Regions from separate parts of the Homo sapiens genome. Here region 1 is linked to region 2. Evidence: chromatin loops called from intact Hi-C (ENCODE). Cell type or tissue: CD4-positive, alpha-beta T cell. All regions are shown on one strand. Links, peaks and the distances in the headings refer to the core of each region. The heading gives the core; the rest is flanking DNA. Region 1 holds the start of GTF2H4 (general transcription factor IIH subunit 4). Region 2 holds the start of ATAT1 (alpha tubulin acetyltransferase 1).

What was found. Peaks named below come from ENCODE experiments on the same cell type or tissue, not always from the same donor. Only the 100,000 strongest peaks of a DNase experiment are listed, where the experiment ranks them.
Region 1: it touches region 2 in a loop (3-fold over the local background); 4 of 110 quality-filtered maps call a loop at or near these places.

What each region holds. Positions count from the first base shown.
Region 1 is chr6:30,900,487-30,913,058 of GRCh38, forward strand. GTF2H4 (general transcription factor IIH subunit 4) reads left to right here and starts at 7,721. Exons shown (of 14, transcript NM_001517.5): 1 at 7,721-7,917; 2 at 8,548-8,687; 3 at 8,949-9,053; 4 at 9,446-9,577; 5 at 10,179-10,275; 6 at 10,367-10,455; 7 at 10,672-10,783; 8 at 10,945-11,013; 9 at 11,198-11,281; 10 at 11,528-11,660; 11 at 11,842-11,972. The coding sequence starts at 8,551. In CD4-positive, alpha-beta T cell, for the core only: no CTCF peak of the experiment used is centred there; a DNase peak (open chromatin) is centred at 7,605; H3K4me3 peaks cover 1,601 bases.
Region 2 is chr6:30,620,888-30,630,602 of GRCh38, forward strand. MRPS18B (mitochondrial ribosomal protein S18B) reads left to right here. Exons shown (of 7, transcript NM_014046.4): 5 at 1,945-2,011; 6 at 3,996-4,055; 7 at 4,615-5,505. The coding sequence ends at 4,910. It overlaps ATAT1 (alpha tubulin acetyltransferase 1), which reads left to right and starts at 5,987. Exons shown (of 13, transcript NM_001413067.1): 1 at 5,987-6,105; 2 at 6,573-6,633; 3 at 6,749-6,840; 4 at 6,964-7,024; 5 at 7,145-7,258; 6 at 7,442-7,543. The coding sequence starts at 5,999. RefSeq lists an enhancer at 5,825-6,119. In CD4-positive, alpha-beta T cell, for the core only: a CTCF peak has its summit at 5,833; a DNase peak (open chromatin) is centred at 5,954; H3K4me3 peaks cover 1,180 bases; H3K27ac peaks cover 1,583 bases.

The DNA of each region.
Region 1 (12,572 bases), core at 4,534-12,533, 280 kb after region 2:
CCTCCTCAGAATTAGGTTTTAAAACCTATAAAATGGACCAGGCATAGTGGCTCACCCCTGTAATCCCAGCACTTTGGGAGGCTGAGGTGGGTAGATCACTTGAGGCCAGGAGTTCGAGACCAACCTGGCCAACATAGCAAAACCCCATCTCTACTAAAGATACAAAAATTAGCAGGGTGTGGTGGCATGCGCCTGTAATCTCAGCTATTCAGGAGGCTGAGGCAGGAGAATTGCTTAGAACCCGGGAGGTGGGGGTTGCAGTGAGCTGAGATCACACAACTGTGCTCCAGCCTGGGCAACAGAGTGAGACTGTCTCAAAAACAGAACAACAACAACAACAAAACCCATAAAATGTATAGGATTATAAGGGAAACCAATGGAAACAGTTTACCAAAATGCTAAAAAATTATGAAACTAATGTGCTTCTTTTTCATGTATTTAATAACAAGATCTAAAAACAGGTGTAATAAACTGACATTTTCCAAATACTAATGAGCATAAGCCATATTTGAGATTTCTACAACAGTCACAGTGAGACATAAAAGTAGCTGTGGTGTCAATTAGTGACAAGTCACAGGTACTGCTAATACTACTGGTGGTTTTACCCATATTCATAATTGGAGGAAATGCTAAACTTCTATTAGAGGTTAGTAAAAGGTGTAATTTCTTTTTCTTGCCCAAATTCTAGAACCCATCTGGCTCCCCAGGGTCTGGAAATCCCAGGGGAGAATCCCTGGGTTATGCTGATCAAGTGTGCAAATGCCCCACTGGGGGTAGGGGATAGGTTGTTGGAATGGAAACCAGAACCAGAAACCAGAATCAAGAGCCTCAGTTATCTCAGAGGCTTGGAAGGATGAGCTGCAACCACCAAGAGAACAATTAAAGGGTTCAAATTTGGTTGGAAAGAAAAAATCGGCCAGTGGGGTGGCTCATGCCCTGTAATCTCAACACTATGGAAAGCTGAGGTAGGAGGATTTCTTGAGCCTAGGAGTTTGGAACCAGCCTAGGCAACATAGCACACTCTGGCCCCCATTTATACATATATATATAAAACTAGCTGGGCTTAGTGGTGTGCACCAGCAACTCAGGAGGCCAAGGTGGGAGGATAACTTGAGCCCAGGAGGTTGAGGCTGCAGTGAGCCATGATTGCATCACTTCACTCCAGCCTGGGTGACAGAGCAAGACCCTGTCTCAAAAAGAAAATTAAAAGTCAGTTGCAGGGATGGGACAAGGCAGACCCATCTTGATGGCCATTCATGTGAAATAAAAACCCTGGGGTTTTGGTTGATGATATTCACAAAATGAGCCAATTGGATAATGAGGATCACAGTAAAGATAAATCAATGTGAAGTTGAATTAATAGGCCCTTGGGGCCTAGGTCCCGAATCTAATAGTCCTGCTAAAACTTACACAGGTCAAACCACTGTGCACTATGATTTAAGTTGTGTACCGATAGGTTAGAGTTTAGAGGCCAGATCCCAGAATAATGAGCGATGGAAGCCACGGCAGTGAGCCTGATAACCCAAATCTCTGAGCTGTCTTTCAAGCAGAAACACCTGGAGTTAATTTTTTTTTTTTTTTTTTTTTGAGACCTGGTCTCGCTCTGTCACCCAGGCTGGAGTGCCGTGGCGCAATCTCAGCTCACTGCAACCTCCGCCTCCTGGGTTCAAGCGATTCTTCTGCCTCAGCCTCCCACATAGCTGGGATTACAGGTGTGCACCACCATGCCCAGCTAATTTTTTTGTATTTTTAGTAGAGACGGGGTCTCACCATATTGGCCAGGCTGGTCTCAAACTCCTGACCTCGTGATCCGCCCACCTTGGCCTCCCAAGGTGCTGGGATTACAGGCGTGAGCCACCGTGCCCAGCCCCACCTGCAGTTAATTTAAAAGTCAGGCCCTGCTTGTCCAAACCTGCTTCTCCTCCACAGTCTACTGACTCAGTGAATGGCAGCATCATCCACTTAGCTGCACAAGCCGCACAAGGTGGCATCCCCGAGCTCCTTCTCCCTTACCTTCCACCTCTCAAGTCCAGTCCAGCACAAAACGCTGTTGATTTTGCCTCCCAAATCTCCCTGGAACTTGTCATCTCTGTCTCCATCGCCCTCCTGGCACATGCTGCCTCCATCTTGCCTGGACTCCTGCAGTGGTCTCCCAGCTGTCACCCAGATCTGCCTCTGCTCCTCTCTGGGTTGTTTTCCACCCTGCAACCACAGTTATCTTTAAAACACACAAATCTGACCCTAATCCTTCATTTCAAATCCAGCAGTGACTTTTCATTAATCTTAAAATGAAGAACAAAATCCTTCTGGCCAAGGTTGGCCCCCACATACCTCTCCAGCGTCCTCCCCCACCCGCTTGCTTTCCTCTGTGGGCCACTGGCCTTCTTTCAGATTCACCCAATGGGCCACAGTACTTCCTGCCACGTGGCCTTCGTGGCATGCTGTTCCCTCACCTGGAACAATGTTCCCTGCAGTCTGTGCCTTATTAACTCCTGCTTGTCCTTCAGCAGTCTTTCCTGACTTCCCCAACCAGGTCAAATTCCCTACTGATAATCTCAGAGGACATGAATCTCTTCTTTGTGGCACTTACTACGTGTGTAATTTTACATATCTTTTTATACCTGCCCCTCCCACCAAACTATAAGTTGCACAAGGGCAAAATCTTGGAACACAGGGCTCAATATTGGTTGAAAGAAAGAATTGTAGCAAATATCTGATAGACTAACATAGATTCTATGTAGTTACAGAACTAGAACTAGGATTAATAAGTGAAAGTTACAATAATGATGATAATATATTACTGAGCACCCACTATATACCAGGTATTGAAATTACGACATATTATATCTTACTTAATACAACAATATATGAAGTAGTTAAAATTACTTTGCACAGAGAAGAAAATTCTGTTAGGTTAAGCAGCTTGCCCAAAGTAGCAGTCAGTCAACAGTAAAGCCTGTGGGAAGTGGGTCTGTGGGCTCCTGGCTCTCTGTTCCTTTTTTTTTTTTTTTTTTTTTTTGAGACAAAGTCTTGCTCTGTCACCCAGGCTGGAGTTCAGTGGCACTATCTCCGCTCACTGCAACCTCCGCCTTCTGGGTTGAAGCGATTCTCCTGCCTCAGCCTCCTGAGTAGCTGGGATTACAGGCACCTGCCACCATGCCCGGCTAATTTTTGTATTTTTAGTAGAGACTGGGTTTCACCATGTTGGCCAGGCTGGTCTTGAACTCCTGATGTCTTGATCCACCCTCCTCGGTCTCCCAAAGTGCTGGGATTACAGGTGTGAGCCACCACGCCTGGCCCTGGCTCTCTGTTCTTTCTCTCCAGGATGCTGCCTGAGAGGAGGAGGTCATGAGCTCCCTATCACAGGAATTTTCTTTTTTGAACTACCATGCCCACTAACATGCTGGCCAACACGGTGAAACCCTGTCTGTACTAAAAATACAAAAAAAAATTAGCCAGGCATGGTGGTTCACGCCTGTAATCCCAACTACTCGGAAGGCTGAGGCACAAGAATCGCTTGAATCTGGGAGACAGAGATTGCAGTGAGCCAAGATTGTGCCACTGCATTTGACCTGGGTGACACTGTAAGACTCTGTCCCCTCACCCCCTCCAAAAGAGGTGTGCCTATTTCAATTTTTTTTTTTTTTTTTTTTTTTTTTTTTTTTTTTTAATTTGAGACAGACTCTCATTTTGTTGCCCAGTCTGGAGTGCAATGGTGTGATCTCAGCTCACTGCAACCTCCACCTCCAGGGCTCAAACAACCCTCCTGCCTCAGCCTCTCAAGTAGCTGGGCCTACAGGCATGCACCCTCATGCCCAGCTAATTTTTTTATTTTTTGTAGAGACAGGGTTTCACCATGTTGCCCAGGCTGGTCTCAAACTTCGGGGCTCAAGTGATCTGCCTGGCTTGGCCTCCCTTCAAAGTGCTGAGATTACAGGCATGAGCTACTGGACCCGGCCTCAATTTTCAGCAAAAGTGTATGAGTATGCTCCTATACCCTGGTCAACATTGAGGTTGTCAATCCTTAATTTCTTTTTTGCTGAACTTTTATATTTTAATTTTATTTATGTATTTATTTTGAGATAGAGTCTTGCTCTGTTGCCCAGGCTGGAGTGCAGTGGTGTGATCTCGGCTTACTGCAACCTCAGCCTACTGGGTTCAAGTGATTCTCCTGCCTCAGCCTCCCAAGTAGCTGGGATTACAGGCGCCCGCCACCATGTCTGGCTAATTTTTGTATTTTCAGTAGAGACGGGGTTTCACCCGCTCAGGCTAGTCTCGAACTTCTGACCTCAAGTGATCCACCCGCCTCGGCCTCCCAAAGTGTTGAGATTATAGGTGTGAGCCACTGCCTCCGGCCGATTTATTTATTTTTATTTTTATTTATTTATTTATTTTGAGATGGAGTTTCACTCTTGCCCAGGCTGGAGTGCAATGGTGTGGTCTCAGCTCACTGCAACCTCTGCCTCCCGGGTTCAAGTGATTCTCCTGCCTCAGCCTCCCAAGTAGCTGGGATTACAGGCGCCCGTCACCATGCCAGCTAATTTTTGTGTTTTTAGTAGAGACAAGGTTTCTACTAAAATGTTGACCAGGCTAGTCTGGAACTCCTGACCTCAGGTGATCCACCCACCTTGACCTCCCAAAGTGCTGGCATTACAGGTGTGAGCCATGGCGCCTGGCCTATATATTTATTTTTAAGAGACAGTCTAATTCTGCGGCCAGGCTGGAGTGCAGTGGTGTAACTGTAGCTCACTACAGCCTTGAACTGCTGGACTCAACCGATCTTCCTACCTCAGCCTCCTGAGTAGCTAGGACTTCAGGTGTGTGCATACCGAGCTAATTTCTTTTTCTCTTTTCTTTTCTTTTCTTTTCTTTTTTTTTTTTTTTTTTTTTTTTGAGACAGGGTCTCACTGTATAGCTCAGGCTGGAGTGCAGTGGCATGATCACAGCTCAGTGTAGCCTTGACCTCCTGGGTCCAAACAATCCTCCTGCCTCAGCCTCCTGAGTAGCTGGGACCACAGAACCAGGCCTGGCTAATTTTTTGAATTTTTTTTTTTTTTTTTTGAGACAAAGTCTCGCTCTTGTCCCCCAGGCTGGAGTGCAATGGTACGATCTCAGCTCACTACAAACTCCACCTCCCGGGTTCAAGCGATTCTCCTGCCTCAGCCTCCCGAGTAGCTGGGCTTATAGGCGCCTGCCACCACGCCCGGCTAATTTTTGTATTTTTAGGAGAGACGGGTTTCACCATGTTGGCCAGGCTGGTCTCGAACTCCTGATCTCGGGTGATCCACCCACCTCGGCCTCCCAAAGTGTCGGGATTACAGGCGTGAGCCACCGTGCCCAGCCAATTTTTTGATTTTTGAAACATTTCTGATATTCTGTTTAACTTTCTTTTTGCTTTGGCCAATCTTTCTTTCTCTTTCCTTCTTTCCCCCTCCCTAACCCTCCCTTCCTCTCCCCTCCCCAATTCTCCCCTCTCCAGTTCTCCCCTGTCCTCTCCTCTCTTCCCCTCTCCTTTTGGGACAGGGTCTCACACTGTTGCTCAGGCTGGAGTGCAGTGGTGCTATCATTGCTCACTGCAGCCTCAATCTCCTGGGCCCAAGTGATCCTTCTACCTCAGCCTCTTGAGCAGCTGGGACCGCAGGAGAGCACACCACTACACCTAGCTAATTTTTGTTTTGTTTTGTTTTTGTAGCGATAGAGTTTCTGTATAATGCCCAGGCTGGTCTGGAACTCCTGAGCTAAAATGATCCACCTTCTTTGGCCTCCCAAAGTGTTGGGATTACAGGCCTGAGCCACCCCGCCAGGCCTCTTTCTTTTCTTTTTCTTTTCTTCTTCTTTTTTTTTTTTTAAGCTGCTCCTTGCTGAGCAGGGCTAACTAGTAAGCAGTGGTCTGTCCCAATCTTTCTATTATGTTTCTTTTTCTTATTGCTTTGTAACAGCTTTTTGTATTTTGTTTATTTCATCAACCATTTCTTCCTAGATTGTAAATTGTCTTTCAACCTTACCTAAAGTTTGCCATAAAGAAGCTCTGTCAATTTTTAGCTTTTCTTTGAAGATTTTAAAACATTAATTGCTAAAAAGACAGGGACAACAGAAAACATGGGTGGGCTACAAAGTATAAAAAGTCTTGCATAGTCATTACCATTTTGATCCCTGGTTGCTTGCAAATGTGCTTCAAATCCCAGCTTGGGCACTTCCTGTCTGATTGTAGGGATTTTTTTTTTAATTTTTTTTTTTTTAGAGATGGGCATCTCAGGTTGGGCTCAGTGGCTCATGCCTGTAATCCCAACACTTTGGGAAGCTGAGGCAGGTGGGTCACCTGAGGTCAGGAGTTTGAGACTAGCCTGGCCAACATGTTGAAACCCTATCTCTACTAAAAATACCAGAATTAGCCGGGCGTGGTGGCACACACCTGTAGTCCCAGCTACTTGGGAGGCTGAGGTAAGAGAATCGCTTGAACCCGGGAGGCTGAGGTTGCCGTGAGCTGAGATCATGCAACTGCACTCCAGCCTGGGTGACAGAGTGAGAGACTCCGTTTCAAAAAAAAAAAAAAAAGAGAGAGAGAAATGGGGGTCTCCCTCTGTCACCCAGGCTGGTGCGATCATAGCTCACTGTAGCCTCAAACTCCTAGTCTCAAGCGATCCTCCTGCCTCAGCCTCCCAAGTAGCTGGGGGTCACAGCTCTGAGCCACCTCGCCAGGCTGCAGGCAAATTTCTTAATCTTGCCGGGCTCCAGTCTTCCAGTCTATAAGGTGGGAATAACAAAATTTGCATATAGGAATTTGGGGAAACGTGTAGTTCTGGGTTTGGGTGAAGACCTCCACTTTTGTAGTAGGTTCATAAATCAAATCAGAGCAAATAGTTGGTGTCTTAAAAACTGTATTTATCTGGGTCTTCTAAGTAAACGGTTTGAGGAGTGGTGGAGGCAGAAATTAAGATTTACTGAGTACTTAGGGTCAAGTAAGGTGCACTGGATCGTGTTAATCGTTAACTCGTGGAAACCGCCCAGAGTGTGTACGCTTTCTTTCTTTTCTTTCCTTTTCTTTTTTTTTGAGACGGAGTTTCACTCTTGTCGCCCAGGCTGGCGTGTAATGGCATGGTCCTGGCTCACTGCAACTCCGCCTCCAGGGTTCAAGCGATTCACCTGCCTCAGCCTCCAGAGTAGCTGGGATTACAGGTGCCCACCACCACGCCCGGCTAATTTTTGTATTTTTAGTAAAGACGGGGGTTTCACCATGTTGGCCAGGATGGTCTCGAACTCCTGACCTCGGGTGATTCGCCGCCTCGGCCTCCCAAAGTGCTAGGATTACAGGCGTGAGTCACCGCGCCCGGCCTGGAGTGTGTATTATCCCAATTTTATGGGGAGTAATTGTGCTCACTCGGCTCACCACCAAGTCGCCAGAGCGCGCCTCCGCAAGGAAGCCCTCCAGGCACTTCTACTTTCCCGGACCCGCCTCCCGCTCCAGCCGGTTACACGCGCCGTTAGCAGCGTGGGCGGAGTTGGTTCTGCCTTCGCGGAACCAACTGGTCCAGCTTCTGGTGTCTCCCCTCGCTCAATTAAAAGCCAGCTCCTCTCCTTTCGGCTTCCCCACGGTGCCTTTCGGGATTTGTAGTCAGACGCGCTTCAGCCGGCTCTAAGGAGAGCAAAGGCAAGACTCCAATTCCCAGCATCCCCCGCGCCCGGAGAGTGCAGCGTCTATTCTCATCCTCTTCACTTTTCCACTCCTCCCCTTACCTCCCTTCTCTTCTGAATTCTCCATTCTGGGCTCTTGCCTGTGAAATCTTTCTTTGCTTTCCCCATCTTTTCCTCGCATTTTTTCACCATCTTTCCCTCAATCTCCAGGAGCCAATGCGAGACTTTGGCTCCGATTAAGCGACGGCCCGAGACTCGGGGTGCGCGAGGAGGATCGACAGAGTGGTGAGGGGACCTAGGAGGGCGGGAGTGGCAGAGGTATGAGAGAGAGAGAGGTGAGTGGGAGGCGAAGAGTGAGAGGAAGGCAGGGAGAAGCTAGGAGATCGGAAGGCGTGGGTCAGGGTGAATGACGTGAAGTAGACTTGGGAAGGGAAAAGAGGTGGCTTTAGATTTGGGAAGCATGGAGGGGAGAGGTTACCGCCGTACTTAGCAGAAGTGGGCTAAGAGATAGAAGATAGGAAGGACGGGCAGATTTGGAGCTTGTAGACTGGTCTGACCAGGATGGGATGGAAGAGAGAGGTGTGGGCTCAATTTTCTTTGTCCCTGTTTAGCCAAAGATGAGACAAGTCATTGAAATACAAAATGATCTTGCAAACACTGGACAGTTAACAATTCTGTCACTTGGTAATTGAGGGAAGACTGGAGTTGAAGGGCAGAAATAGGGTGAGGAGGCAAGAAAGGGAGGGAGATTGGTCAGGTTTGGGAGAAACCAGAGGAGATGAGTGACATGGGAAAGGAGACCACAGAAAAGGTGGGGTTATTGTGGGGACTGATGGATCTGGAATCAGTTAGAAAGGTCAGGGGTGACACTGGCATGGATGGTGAGGTTGCACTTCTGACGTTTGCATTCCTCAGGTGATGGAGAGCACCCCTTCAAGGGGACTGAACCGAGTACACCTACAATGCAGGAATCTGCAGGAATTCTTAGGGGGCCTGAGCCCTGGGGTATTGGACCGATTGTATGGGCACCCTGCCACATGTCTGGCTGTCTTCAGGTGAGAAGCCCCTTCATGGCAGGGAAATGTAATGGGGTCTGCGGAGTGGAATAAAATATCATAGGTAAAAGTGTAGCAGCCTGGAGTCGGGGTGGGGACTGGGGGCAAGGGTTGGAAATTGCTCTAAAGTGTGGAGGCCAAAACAGCAGGACTGGTAAAGTTGTGCTGGAGTGAGATGAGATGTTTGAGAGGTAATTGAGGGCAGAGATGCAGATACAATGCAGCTTCTGATACTAACCTTTGACCTCTGTTCCTGTACAGGGAGCTCCCATCCTTGGCTAAGAACTGGGTGATGCGGATGCTCTTTCTGGAGCAGCCTTTGCCACAGGCTGCTGTAGCTCTGTGGGTAAAGAAGGAATTCAGCAAGTAAGTCTCAGCCAGATACAAATTTCTCAACAGCTACATTTCCCAAACTGCTGTTCCTTGGAGCACTTCCAGGAAGTGTTAATAGATATATCACAAAACTTAAAAATAAATACATTTGGGAAACTCTGCATATTGCCTTTTCCCTTTTATTTATTTCCCAGCTGAGATCTTGCTTTCAAATGTATCTTCCCTCTTAAAGAGTTATGTGTGATATCTGTAATGAGGCTCTGATAAGTAATGCAGTAAAGAATTTGTCTTAGGAAGATACTAATTTCACTCTGTGGAACAGTGTTCCAAGGGTCAGCAAGTTCAGAACAGGCAGAGATGGTGGCTTTTATGGGCCTCCTTTTTGTTTTCCAAATACCCTACTCACCTCTCTGCTTCTGTTCCAGGGCTCAGGAGGAAAGTACAGGGCTGCTGAGCGGCCTCCGGATCTGGCACACACAGCTGCTCCCAGGCGGGCTCCAGGGCCTCATCCTCAACCCCATTTTCCGCCAGAACCTCCGCATTGCCCTTCTGGGTGGGTATGTCACTTCTCTCTCTTCCTAAGCTAGGGCAGGGGAACTGCTGCTTATTAAACCACTAATTAAACTTTGGGAGGGGGAGCTCCTGGGGGCCTCCCCAGAACCTTGTGGTCTCCACGTTGGGAACTCCTTTAGGAGTAAGTTGGACCAGATGTAGTGTGTGGTGTAGGAAATGTCCCCCACTCATGGCCCCTGAGGATAAGGGTGGAAAGATGGCAGAGGGCAGCAAGGAACACAGACAGGGTTCCTTACTCTTTTTTTGTTGTTCTGTTTTGTTTGTTTTTGAGACAGAGTCTCACTCTGTCACCAAGGCCAGAGTGCAGTGGTGTAATCTTGACTCACGGCAGCCTCTACCTCCTGGGTTCAAGTGATTCTCCTGCCTCAGCCTCCTGAGTAGCTGGGATTACAGGCACCCACCACGACGCCAGGCTAATTTTTTGTATTTTTAGTAGAGATGGGGTTTCGCCATGTTGGCCAGGCTGGTCTTGAACTCCTGACCTCAAGTGATCCGCCCATCTCGGCCTCCCAAAGTACAGGGATTACAGGTGTGAGCCACTGCGCCTGGCCAGGGTTCCTTACTCTTGGCCCATCCTGGCCGTAGGGGGAAGGCCTGGTCTGATGACACAAGTCAGCTGGGACCAGACAAGCATGCCCGGGACGTTCCCTCCCTTGACAAGTACGCCGAGGAGCGATGGGAGGTAAGCACTTGGGAGTGTGTGTGTCTCTGCTTGTGCTTCTACTTCCCATGGCCCTTGGGGCATGGTCTCCCTGTTCTCTTCTGTTCTTCAGGTGGTCTTGCACTTCATGGTGGGCTCCCCCAGTGCAGCTGTCAGCCAGGACTTGGCTCAGCTCCTCAGCCAGGCTGGGCTCATGAAGAGGTGAGGAAGCCGGAGGTACAGCAGCTCTCTGCTGTGCCATCTCCTTGGGTCCCTAAGAAATGGTATCTGGGGCTAGTCAAGATCAGAGGACATTAGCTGGAAAAGGCAAGCTGAGTAGAATATAGCCAGAGATACCAAGAAAAAACGTGAGTGGACAAGTGGGGATAGTAGTCTTTCTCTGCATATCACCATCATTGTCCTGGTCTTTGTCTCTAGTACTGAACCTGGAGAGCCGCCCTGCATTACTTCCGCTGGCTTCCAGTTCCTGTTGCTGGACACCCCGGCTCAGCTCTGGTACTTTATGTTGCAGTATTTGCAGACAGCCCAGGTGAGGAGGCAGGGCCACTTAACCAGCATGCTCTGCTCCTCTCAGGTCTCACTGAGAGACTCCTGCCTACAGACTGTTCCCTGATTTTCTCTTCTCTGTCCCTTTCTTCCCATTGTCTCCCTCCCATCCCTCCTCCTTTGTCTCTGCCTCTTTCTCCCTAGAGCCGGGGCATGGACCTGGTAGAGATTCTCTCCTTCCTCTTCCAGCTCAGCTTCTCTACTCTGGGCAAGGTAAGCAGGGGGCTGAAAGGTATAGAGATGGGAAGGGGAAAGCAAGTTGTGGGGCAGTAGAGTAGACTGAGAAGATAAGAATGAAAACAGAACGAACAGAGATGGAGAAAGAAAGAATGAATGTATGGGGTTGGGGGTGGGTGGGTTGTGTTTTGGACCCCAGCTGGAAACCTCTGTTCCTCAGGATTACTCTGTGGAAGGTATGAGTGATTCTCTGTTGAACTTCCTGCAACATCTGCGTGAGTTTGGGCTTGTTTTCCAGAGGAAGGTATGAGCGCCTAGATAAGTGGCTTCCAGGGAAGAAACAGGGTGGTGTGTTGCCTTTGCCTTTAAAAAGGAGTGGGGTCTTGGGGCAGTAGCAGGAAGCAGTTGCCAGAACTGAATACTTGGGTCTCTCGGGGGAGAGAAGTTGGGGGTTGAGGTTCTGCATCTTGGGAGGGATCTGATATTTCAGGCAGGAAGATGTAAGGCAGTGACTTCTGAGACAAGGCATCTGCCTTTCTATTCTTTTCAGAGGAAATCTCGGCGTTACTACCCCACACGCCTGGCCATCAATCTCTCATCAGGTGTCTCTGGAGCTGGGGGCACTGTGCATCAGCCAGGTTTCATTGTCGTGGAAACCAATTACCGACTGTATGCCTACACGGGTGAGGCGGGACAGAGGGCCCCTGGAAGAGGAGGTTGGGGGTGAGGGAATGCCAGTTTATGTTCGTGTTTACCTGGCAGTCTACAGAGCTCTCTGACATTTCTCATGACACTTGAAAGAAGGGCTTGAGGGAGTCTGGGTGTGGGGGTGGCCTCCTCATCCTCTTTCTATCCCTGGCTCAGAGTCGGAGCTGCAGATTGCCCTCATTGCCCTCTTCTCTGAGATGCTCTATCGGTTCCCCAACATGGTGGTGGCGCAGGTGACCCGGGAGAGTGTGCAGCAGGCAATCGCCAGTGGCATCACAGCCCAGCAGGTATTCCCACTTGGGAGAGGTGGAGCAGGAAGACAGGCTGCACTTGGGCTGCGGGGGACAGGGGTCACATTATGGAAGGCTAGCTCTGAGTCTGTTATAATAGGTGGTGGTGAGTTGTCTGTGTTTGAAGAGAAATGAAGGCTTTGGGTGTGAGAATAGGTAGACCCTTGAGGGGAAAAAAACATGGAGGGAGGAGGTATAGATCTGGATTTGTGCCTCGGCACTGCCACATCCTAACTGCGTAAACTAGACATAGTTGTTTTGCCTCTGTGAGCCTCAGTTTCCTCATCTAGTAAATGACAGTTCTTACCTCAGGGTTGCCGGGATAATTCATTGGAAGAATAGGGGCAAAGCATTGAGCTCAGCACCTGTCATGCAATAAATGCTAAAAAAAGAAAATAGTAGCTGCTGCTATTTTAAAGAAAGAAAAACAAAACATTACTGGAAAGGGCGAATGTGCCAGAAAAGGAATATCCCACGTTGCTGGGAGCAGCAACGTGGGATAACAGCTGAACTGGGATGGGTGGAGTTGATGACAGGAGTTATGAGTTTTTAGAATAAGCTGATGTTCCAGTGACATTAGGTGACAGCTCAGATGGC
Region 2 (9,715 bases), core at 1,716-9,715:
TGGGAGAGCCAATATCCAAAGATTCGTTTGTATTCATTACAGTTATTACCAAATATATTGGCCCACTTTCTTCCTGAGGTTTTCTTTATTTCCTTGTCAATGTTCAGTGCCATGCTGGCACCTGGGGCTGGAGGGCAGGTATATGAAGCAAGATAGAGTCCATTATTTTTCAAAAAGCCTTCAATATGTGAGAAGGACAGGATTTGCTCCTTAAAGAATTTGAAAACATATTGGCTGGGTGCGGCGGCCCATGCCTGTAATGCTAGCACTTTGGGAGGCCCAGGCAGGTGCTTCACCTGAGGTCAGGAGTTTGAGACCAGCCTGGCCAACGTGGTGAAACCCTGTCTCTACTAAAAATACAAAAATTAGCCAGGCATGGTGGCAGGCGCCTATAATCCCAGCTACTTGGGAGGCTGAGGCAGGAGAATTGCTTGAACCCGGGAGGCGGAGGTTGCAGTGAGCTGAGATTGCACCACTGCACTCCAGCCTGGGCGAAAGAGTGAAACTCCTCAAAGAAAAACAAAACAAAAAGAATTTGAAAACATTATATCAATAAAACAGATAATGGGAAAGTGTTCTTCTGAGCTTGCAGCAAAAGTATTAGAGCAGAAGCTATATGGCTGATCATCAGGGAAGTAGTAGAGCATTTGGATAACAGTCAGAAAATGGGGGTATTTGACTGCAATAAGAACCCTTCTAACACAGGTTATTTAGGAGTCCCATAGATAATTTCCCAGTTTCAATTGCATATAATTGGTTATAAAAAGAGATTATGGCCAGGTGCGGTGGCTCATGCTTGTAATCCCAGCACTTTGGGAGGCCAAGGTGAGTGGATCACTTGAGGTCAGGAGTTTGAGACCAGCCTGGCCAACAAGGTGAAACGCCGTCTCTACTAAAAATACAAAAAAAATTAGCTGGGTGTGATGGCGGGCGCCTGTAGTCCCAGCTTCTCAGGAGGCTGAGGCAGGAGAATCACTGGAACCTGGGAGATGGAGGTTACAGTGAACCAAGATTGCACCACTGCACTCCAGCCTGAGCAGCAGAGCGAGACTCCGTCTCAAAAACAAAACAAAACAGAGATTATAATTAATTACATAACTGAGAGAGAGAAATGTTACAAATTTAGTAGCATGGGTGATTCTGCTTGCATTCTACTCTACAATGTACCTGCTTTTTTTTCAAGAGTCTCATTTCCTAGTTAATTTGCTGAGAGAGAGTTCTATGTAAATTGTAAAATTATTCTTAGTATATAAATTATATTCAGCATACTATTAAATACATTAGTTGTTTATACATACACATTACAATATCATTTTTTGGGTGATTTCTGGGATTTCCAATGACCAGCCCCAGTTTTTCACCTAAAGGCTGACGTTAGAACTTAACCTCTGCAGCCCAGGCGCGGTGGCTCATGCCTGTAATCCCAGCACTTTCTGAGGCCAAGGTGGGTGTATCACTAGGTCAGGAGTTCAAGGCCAGCTTGGCCAAGATGGTGAAACCGCATCTCTACTAAAGATACAAAATAATTAGCCAGGTGTGGTGGCAGGCGCCTGTAACCCCAGCTACTCGGGAGGCTAAGGCAGAGAATTGCTTGAACCTGGGAGGCGGAGGTTGTGGTGAGCTGAGATCGCGCCACTGCACTCCAGCCTGGGCAACACAGGGAGACTCTGTCTCAAAAAAAAAAAAAAAAAAAAAAAAAAGAACTTAACCTCTGCATAAGAGATTTCTATGGGAGCACAGTGACAGAATATGGGATGTGCAAGGATGGATTCAGTGAATTGATGAAGCCAAACTGGGACATGAAGGAGGATGGCATCTGGAGAGCTGTAGAGGGGTGAAGGTGGTCCATGTGGGTGTGTAGGGATTGTGTACTTTCGATGTCCAAAGATCCTGCTGCTCTCCCTGCCTCTTTTCCTCACGTTTCTCTACCACTTTCCCCCACAGAACGTGAAGCTCTTGGAGCAATTTGTCTGCGCCCACACGGGTATCATCTTCTATGCTCCATACACAGGTTAGCCCATCATCCCTGCACCACCAGAGAGCTTTTCCTTGTGGCATGCCTTGTTTATGTAGTTGGCCAATAGGTATTTGTTCAGTGGCTCCTGCTTATAGCCTAAAAGGTCTGGCTGAACCTTTTGGAAATCTTGGCTTGCTGGGGGCTAAAGTAATTAAATGTGGACAAAAGAAAACAACAAATACAGCCAGGCGTGGTGGCTCATGCCTGTAATCCCAGCACTTTGGGAGGCCGAGGCGGCTGGATCACCTGAGGTTGGGAGTTCGAGACCAGCCTGACCAACATGGAGAAACCCTGTGGTGATGCATGCCTGTAATCCCAGCTACTCAGGAGGCGGAGGCAGGAGAGTCGCTTGAACCCAGGAGGCACAGGTTGTGGTGAGCCAACATTGCGCCATTGCACTCCAGCCTGGGCATCAAGTGAAGCTCCATCTCAAAAAAAAAAAAGGAAAAAGAAAAAAACAAGTACTTCTGTAAGCAAACTATCTAAATGTAGTTTTTAATTGATAAACAGTGATTAATTCCTTTCTATAGGGTCTTTTAACTTTTACAAAAGACTTCTCACAAATTGTCACATAAGTTATTTTATATCATTGTCAATTGGATTAGATTTTCCAAACTTGGAATCGTAAATTTAACAATTCAGAATTATATTTATTCCCTAACTACAGTCACAGGGCAAATCTGGCCCACTGTCACGTCCATTTGTTTTCATATTTTCTGCAATTGCTTCCATGCTACAATGGCAGAGTTGAGTAGCTGAGACAGAGACCACAGGACCTGCAGAGTTTAAAATATTTACTATATGACTCTAGACAGAAAAATTTTGCTAACCCCTGCTCTGAAGCAAGACAAATTTGCAGAGAATAATTTTTTGTTGTTTTTTTTTTTTGAGACGAAGTTTCACTCTTGTTGCCCAGGCTGGAGTGCAATGGTGCAATCTTGCCTCACCACAACCTCTGCCTCCCAAGTTCAAGTGATTCTCCTGCCTCAGCCCCCTGAGTAGCTGGGATTGCAGGCACATGCCACCATGTCCGGCAAATAGAGATGGGGTTTCTCCATGTTGGTCAGGCTGGTCTCGAACTCCGGATCTCAGGTGATCCAGCTGCCTTGGCCTTCCAAAGTGCTGGGATGACAGGCATGAGCCACCGTGCCCGGCAGAGACTAATCTTTGTTTTTGTTTTTTTTGGGGGGGTGTGGGTGGGGGGATGAAATCTCATTTACTCTGTCACCCAAGGCTGGAGTGCAGTGGCATGATCTTGGCTCACTGCCGTCTCCACCTCCTGGGTTCAAGCAGTTCTCCTGCCTCAGCCTCCCAAGTAGCTGGGATTACAGGCACGTGCCACTGTGCCTGGCTAATTTTTTTTGTATTTTTAGTAGAGACAGGGTTTCACCATTTTGGCCAGTCTGGTCTTGAACTCCTGACCTCAAGTGATCCTCCCACCTAAGCCTCCCAAAATGCTGGGATTATAGGCATGAGCCACCGTGCCTGGCCTTGCAGAGAATAATCTGAATTCACCATTGTTGGGGGTGGCAGTACAATCAGTGTTCAGTTTGTCAAGAGTTTCTTATAGTCAAGCTGTAAAGGCTGAAGGGACTATTATTGTTACTCTCTCAGATTGCCTTCCCCAACTCTGAAATCTCTTTTCCCTTTATTGAATCTTTGTGGATTGTTCAACTCAACCCTCTAATTAACCACACTTGCCCATTAAATTGTGTTCTCCCTGTCTTGGAGGTTTTACCATTAAATGGCTTCTCTATAGTGGCTAGACCCTCCTAAATCTTTATCCCAGCTCTCCAAAAGATGGGGGAGATTCTTTCCTTTGGGCAGATGGGGAAACTGAGGTCCATGGAGGGGTCAGGGGAAAGGGGTCATTAGGTAAAGCCAATCCTTCCCAATCTACCCCTCTGTCACCATATGGAAGCAGTTGTGTTCTATTATTTACTGTGCCTTAAAGAACAAGATATTTTTCTCCCCACAGGAGTCTGTGTGAAGCAGCACAAGCGGTTGACCCAGGCCATCCAGAAAGCCAGGGATCATGGTGAGCATGAGACGGGGCACACAGCAGTTTTGTTTAGGTATAAGGAAGATGACTTAGGGCTAGAAAATGGATATAAATGCTCACACCTGTTCAAGATGGTAGCACCCAGCATGTTCTTCCTGACGTTACATTGTCCCCTGTCCTTTCTCCTGAGTGTCTTACTTTATCATTGTCCTGTCTCCTTGTTCTTTGTCTTTCCATCCTTTTCCCTCCTATTTTACAACTGCTGGTCTCAATGCCTTAGGAAGTTCTTTATATAAATGTCTGGCCCTGGACTACATGGCACTGCTGCATAAGTTAGTAAAAAGTATACCCCTCTGCTAGGGCAGATGCAGCTTCATAGTCCTTGTTCAGCACTGCACAGCTTTGTAAGCAAGAGCCCCAGCAGTATGTCAGCCCACACTTGCCCTCTGGGCCGGTCACCTGTTTGCAGTATACAACATGCATAAATGTACCTGGTGGCTCTGACTGGTCCTTCCCTTTATAATCCTTTTTCTTACTTCATCTAAACCACCCTCCTCATTGCCTCTTAAATTTCTTTTCTTTTTTAATCCCTTAGGTCTCCTCATTTACCACATCCCCCAGGTTGAACCACGGGACCTTGACTTCAGTACCTCTCATGGGGCTGTGAGTGCTACTCCGCCAGCCCCCACCCTGGTCTCAGGTGACCCCTGGTACCCATGGTACAACTGGAAACAGCCACCGGAGAGAGAACTGTCTCGCCTTCGCCGGCTTTACCAGGGTCATCTCCAAGAAGAGAGTGGCCCCCCACCTGAGTCAATGCCCAAGATGCCCCCTAGAACACCAGCGGAAGCCTCCTCCACTGGGCAGACAGGCCCTCAGAGTGCTCTGTAGGAGCTGTAGACTGGGAAGAGAGGCCAGGCGTGGTGGCTCACTCCTGTAATCCCAGCACTTTGGGAAGCCAAGGTGGGCTGATCACTTGATCCCAGGAGTTTGAGACCAGCCTGGGCACCATGGTGAAACCTCGTCTTTACCAAAAAATACAAAAATTAGCTGGGTGTGGTGGTGCACACCTGTAGTCTCAACTATTGGGGAGGCTAAGGTAGGATCACTTGATCCCAGGAGGCGGAGGTTGCAGTGAGTTGCAGTCACACCCCTGCACTCCAGCCTGGGTGACAGCTAGACCCTGTCTCAAAAAAAAAAAAAAAGACTGGGAAGAGAGCTAGAGGGACTAGGAGATAATGTGTATGTAGGTTTATGTGATGGGATATCACCCTGAAGAGTTGTGTCTTTTGTGGCCAGTGACAAATCCAGGAAATGAATGTTGCTGATAGGGATAAATCTTGAGGCTGAGGGCGGGTGGTACAGATGTGTATGGGAAACCCCAACCCCTATATATTGTAAATAGATGGGCTGGGCTAAACATTGTTGCCGTTTCATACTTCTACCAACTCAGCTTTTACACAATAAAGCTCTACTGTCTCTGGTTTGCTTTGGGCTGTTTCCGATGAATGCCATTAGCGGGGGGTGGGCTGAGTGATGGTCTTTTCATATAAGCAATTGGGTGATGCTGTGGGGAGATAAGTGGTCAGGCTTAAGCCAGCCTTGCCTGTGACGCCTGGGACTAGAAGCCGGGGATGGGCAGCTGTGCCACTCTGTCAAGATGCCTTGTGGGCCCCCACTCCACAGCATGGCCCACTGTTCACTGAGGGGATAAAAGGTTGGACAGTGAGACACTGGGCCAAGGAAGACTACGTTGCCATGGCACTCACTGCCGTGGGATGCAGGGATGGAAAGGAGTGGCACTGCTAGGGGCACAGCTGGTTTGGCAAGAAAAACGGGGGCCCTGTCAGTTGCCAGGACGCTAGGGGGCAAGGTCTACAGGCGGGGCTCCTGGAAATAAAGACTCCGAGAGGCGGTGCGGCGAGAGGAGGGGCGGAAGTGACGTCGTGTGGGGCGGGTCCGACCGCGCACAATGGGCCATGGAGTTCCCGTTCGATGTGGACGCGCTGTTCCCGGAGCGGATCACGGTGCTGGACCAGCACCTGAGGCCCCCAGCCCGCCGACCCGGAACCACAACGCCGGCCCGGTGACAGCTCAAACCCACCCTCTGGCCCTTTTCTCCCGGTTCCTCTCCAAACCTGGTCCAGGCACCACGCCCCCTTCTCACTGACTAGTGATCGCCCCTTTTGATGTCCAGGCCTGCCTTTTTGGTGACCTCTGACCCTGGGCCTAGTGGGATTGATCAGCGCTTGGATCTGTGACCTTTCACCCCGGGCCCAAAATGTCCCAATCAAAGGATGTGGTTGACCTGGCCTTTCTGCTTCCTCACAATAACCTTAAGGGAGGAGGGAGTGTGCCACCTTGAAAGGTGTGACAGAAGTTTGGGTTTCAGAAGGGTGGGGTGGGAAATCAGATTGGAAGACTCCCAGGCAAAGGCAGGGAGCCTTCAGTGTTAAACCTGGGTTGGAGTTGTGGCCCAGGTTCCCAGGACTGACTGCCTAGGACCCGCTAATTTAGTGAGTATCTGACTCTTTATTTCTTCTCTTTCTCTAGTGTTGATCTACAGCAGCAAATTATGACCATTATAGATGAACTGGGCAAGGCTTCTGCCAAGGTACTGGAGAGTTTTTAGATGGAGTAAAGGGAGGACCTCTGTGGGGATGGTATATAAGGGAGGCCTGGGTCCTTCGGAGAGACTTGCAGAAAGTCTGACTTAATCTTCCCTGCAGGCCCAGAATCTTTCCGCTCCTATCACTAGTGCATCAAGGATGCAGAGTAACCGCCATGTTGTTTATATTCTCAAAGACAGTTCAGCCCGACCGTGAGTGCCACATGCTCTTCCATCCCATACTTAATTCCTTCCTTCCTCAGCCCTTCCCCCATCTTTGACTATCTCTTGCAGATAGATACCACTAGCCTGTTCATTATTTTCCCCGTCCTACAGGGCTGGAAAAGGAGCCATTATTGGTTTCATCAAAGTTGGATACAAGAAGCTCTTTGTACTGGTGAGTGTTATTGGATGCTAGGAGTTCGTATACCTTGGTTTCTGAGAACAAAAGTGCTGGAGGTTAGGGGGCAGCAGAGATGCCGGGGTTCCTAAAACATTTTTATTGTTTCTCTCTTAGGATGATCGTGAGGCTCATAATGAGGTAGAACCACTTTGCATCCTGGACTTTTACATCCATGAGTCTGTGCAACGCCATGGCCATGGGCGAGAACTCTTCCAGTATATGTTGCAGGTATCACTGACCTCTTCACTGGTTCATCCAAACTAGGGGCTCCTTTGCCCTGAGCCCTTCCAGAAGCCCTGCCTCCCACCCCCCATGTTCCCATGTCATTCTATTCCCTTCCCAGGCTTCTGGCTTCCTGTTGGCATGCTTTCCCCATACTTCCTCCTACCCTGAGTCTCCTTTTCCCTGCAGAAGGAGCGAGTGGAACCGCACCAACTGGCAATTGACCGACCCTCACAGAAGCTGCTGAAATTCCTGAATAAGCACTACAATCTGGAGACCACAGTCCCACAGGTTAGAGGTTTCAGAGAATAGATCCCCACTGAGCATTCCCATTGAATTTATTTGTTATTTATGGCAAAGAAGTAGTGACTTATTTCCTATCACATAGGTTTCATTTTCTACAACCAGGCTCTTTCTTTCTCTTGTGGTACCATCTCTCATCCTGTAGTGACTTCTTTCTCATCTATTTTGATTTTTTTTTTTGAGATGGAGTCTCGCCATGCTGCCCAGGCTGGAGTACAGTGGCGCAATCTCAGCTCACTGCAACCTCCACTTCCTGGTTTCAAGCGATTCTCCTGCTTCAGCCTCCTGAGTAGCTGGGACTACAGGCACCCACCACCACACCCAGCTAATTTTTATATCTTTAGTGGAGACGGAGTTACACCATACTGGCCAGGCTGGTCTCAAACTCCTGACCTTGTGATCTGCCCGCCTTGGCCTCCCAAAATGCTGGGATTACAGGTGTGAGCCACCGCATCTGACTTTTTTTTTTTTTTTTTCAAAGCAGAGTCTCCTGCTGTTGCCCAAGCTGGAGTGCTATGGCAGGATCTTGGCTCACTGCAGCCCAACCTTCTGGGCTCAAGCGATACTCCTCCCTTAGCCTCCTGAGTAGCTGAGACTACAGGCATGCACCACCATGCCTGGCTAATTTTTTATTTTTTGTAGAGATGAGGTCTCACTATGTTGCACTGGGTGGTCTTGAACTCCTGGCTCAAGAGATCCACCTGCCTCAGCCTCCCAAAGTGCTGGGATTATAGGCGTGAGCCACTGTACCCAGACTTATTTTGATTCTTTACCACAAGTTGTTTCCTACACCTAATTTTTCTTTTTTTTTTTTTTTGTGAGATGTAGCCTTGCTCCATCGTCCAGGCTGGATTGCAGTGGCACGATCACAGCTCACTGCAACCTCTGCCTCCGGGGTTCAAGTGATTCTTGTGCCTCAGCCTCCTGAGTAGTAGGGATTACAGGCATGCACCATCATGCCCAGCTAATTTTTGTATTTTTAGTAGAGATGGAGTTTCACCATGTTGGACAGACTGGTCCTGAACTCATGGCCTCAAGTGATGTGCCCACCTCAGCCTCCCAAAAGTGCTGGGATTACAGGTGTGAGCCACCGCACACAACCCTTATGCCTAATTTTTTTTTGAGACAGAGTCGCTCTGTCACCCAGGCTGGAGTGCAGTGGCACGATCTCAGCTCACTGCAAGCTCCGCCTCCCAGGTTCACGGCATTCTCCTGCCTCAGCCTCCCGAGTAGCTGGGACTACAGGTGCCCACCACCATACCCAGCTAATTTTTTGTATTTTTAGTAGAGATGGGGTTTCACCGTGTTAGCCAGGATGGTCTAGATCTCCTGACCTTGTGATCTGCCCGCCTCGGCCTCCCAAAGTGCTGGGATTACAGGCGTGAGCCACCGTGCCCGACCCCTTATGACTAATTTTCAACCCAAACATAGCCAGCTCATTTTCACCTCCTTGTTTTCACATAGTTCATTACTCATCTGGTCAGTCAGTATTTATTAAGGGTCCAGAATAATATGCATTCCCTGTCCTCATGGAGCTTTGGCCTAATATAGGGAAGGAAGTCTTGTTTATAACTAAGTGCAGCAAAATGTTACTAATGCTACCCATTCATCCAATAAACATTGAGTGCCTGGCAGTGTTCTGGGCACTAGGAATGGTTTACTCAATGAAACAGACAACAGCCTGGGCAACATAGCGAAACTCTGTCTCTACAAAAAATACAAAAAAAAATTAGCCAGGCGTGGTGGCACGAGCCTGTAGTCCCAGCTACTTGGGAGGCTGAAATGGGAGAATCGCTTGAGCCTGGGAGGCAGAGGTTGCAGTGAGCCAAGATCGCGCCACTGCATTATAGCCTGGGCAACAGAGAGAGACCCTGTCTCCAAAAATGAAAACAAAAACAGAAAAAAAGGCCAGGTGCGGTGCGGTGGCCCATGCCCGTAATCCCAGCACTTTGGGAGGCTGACGTGGGCGAATCACTTGAGGTCAGGAGTTTGAGACCAGCCTGGTCAACATGGTAAAACCCCGTCTCTATTAAAAATACAAAAATTAGCGGGGCATGATGGTGGGTACCTGTAATCCCAGCTACCCAGGAGGCTGAGGCAGGAGAATCACTTGAACCCGGGAGGCAGAGGTTGCAGTGAACCAAGATTGCACCACTGCAC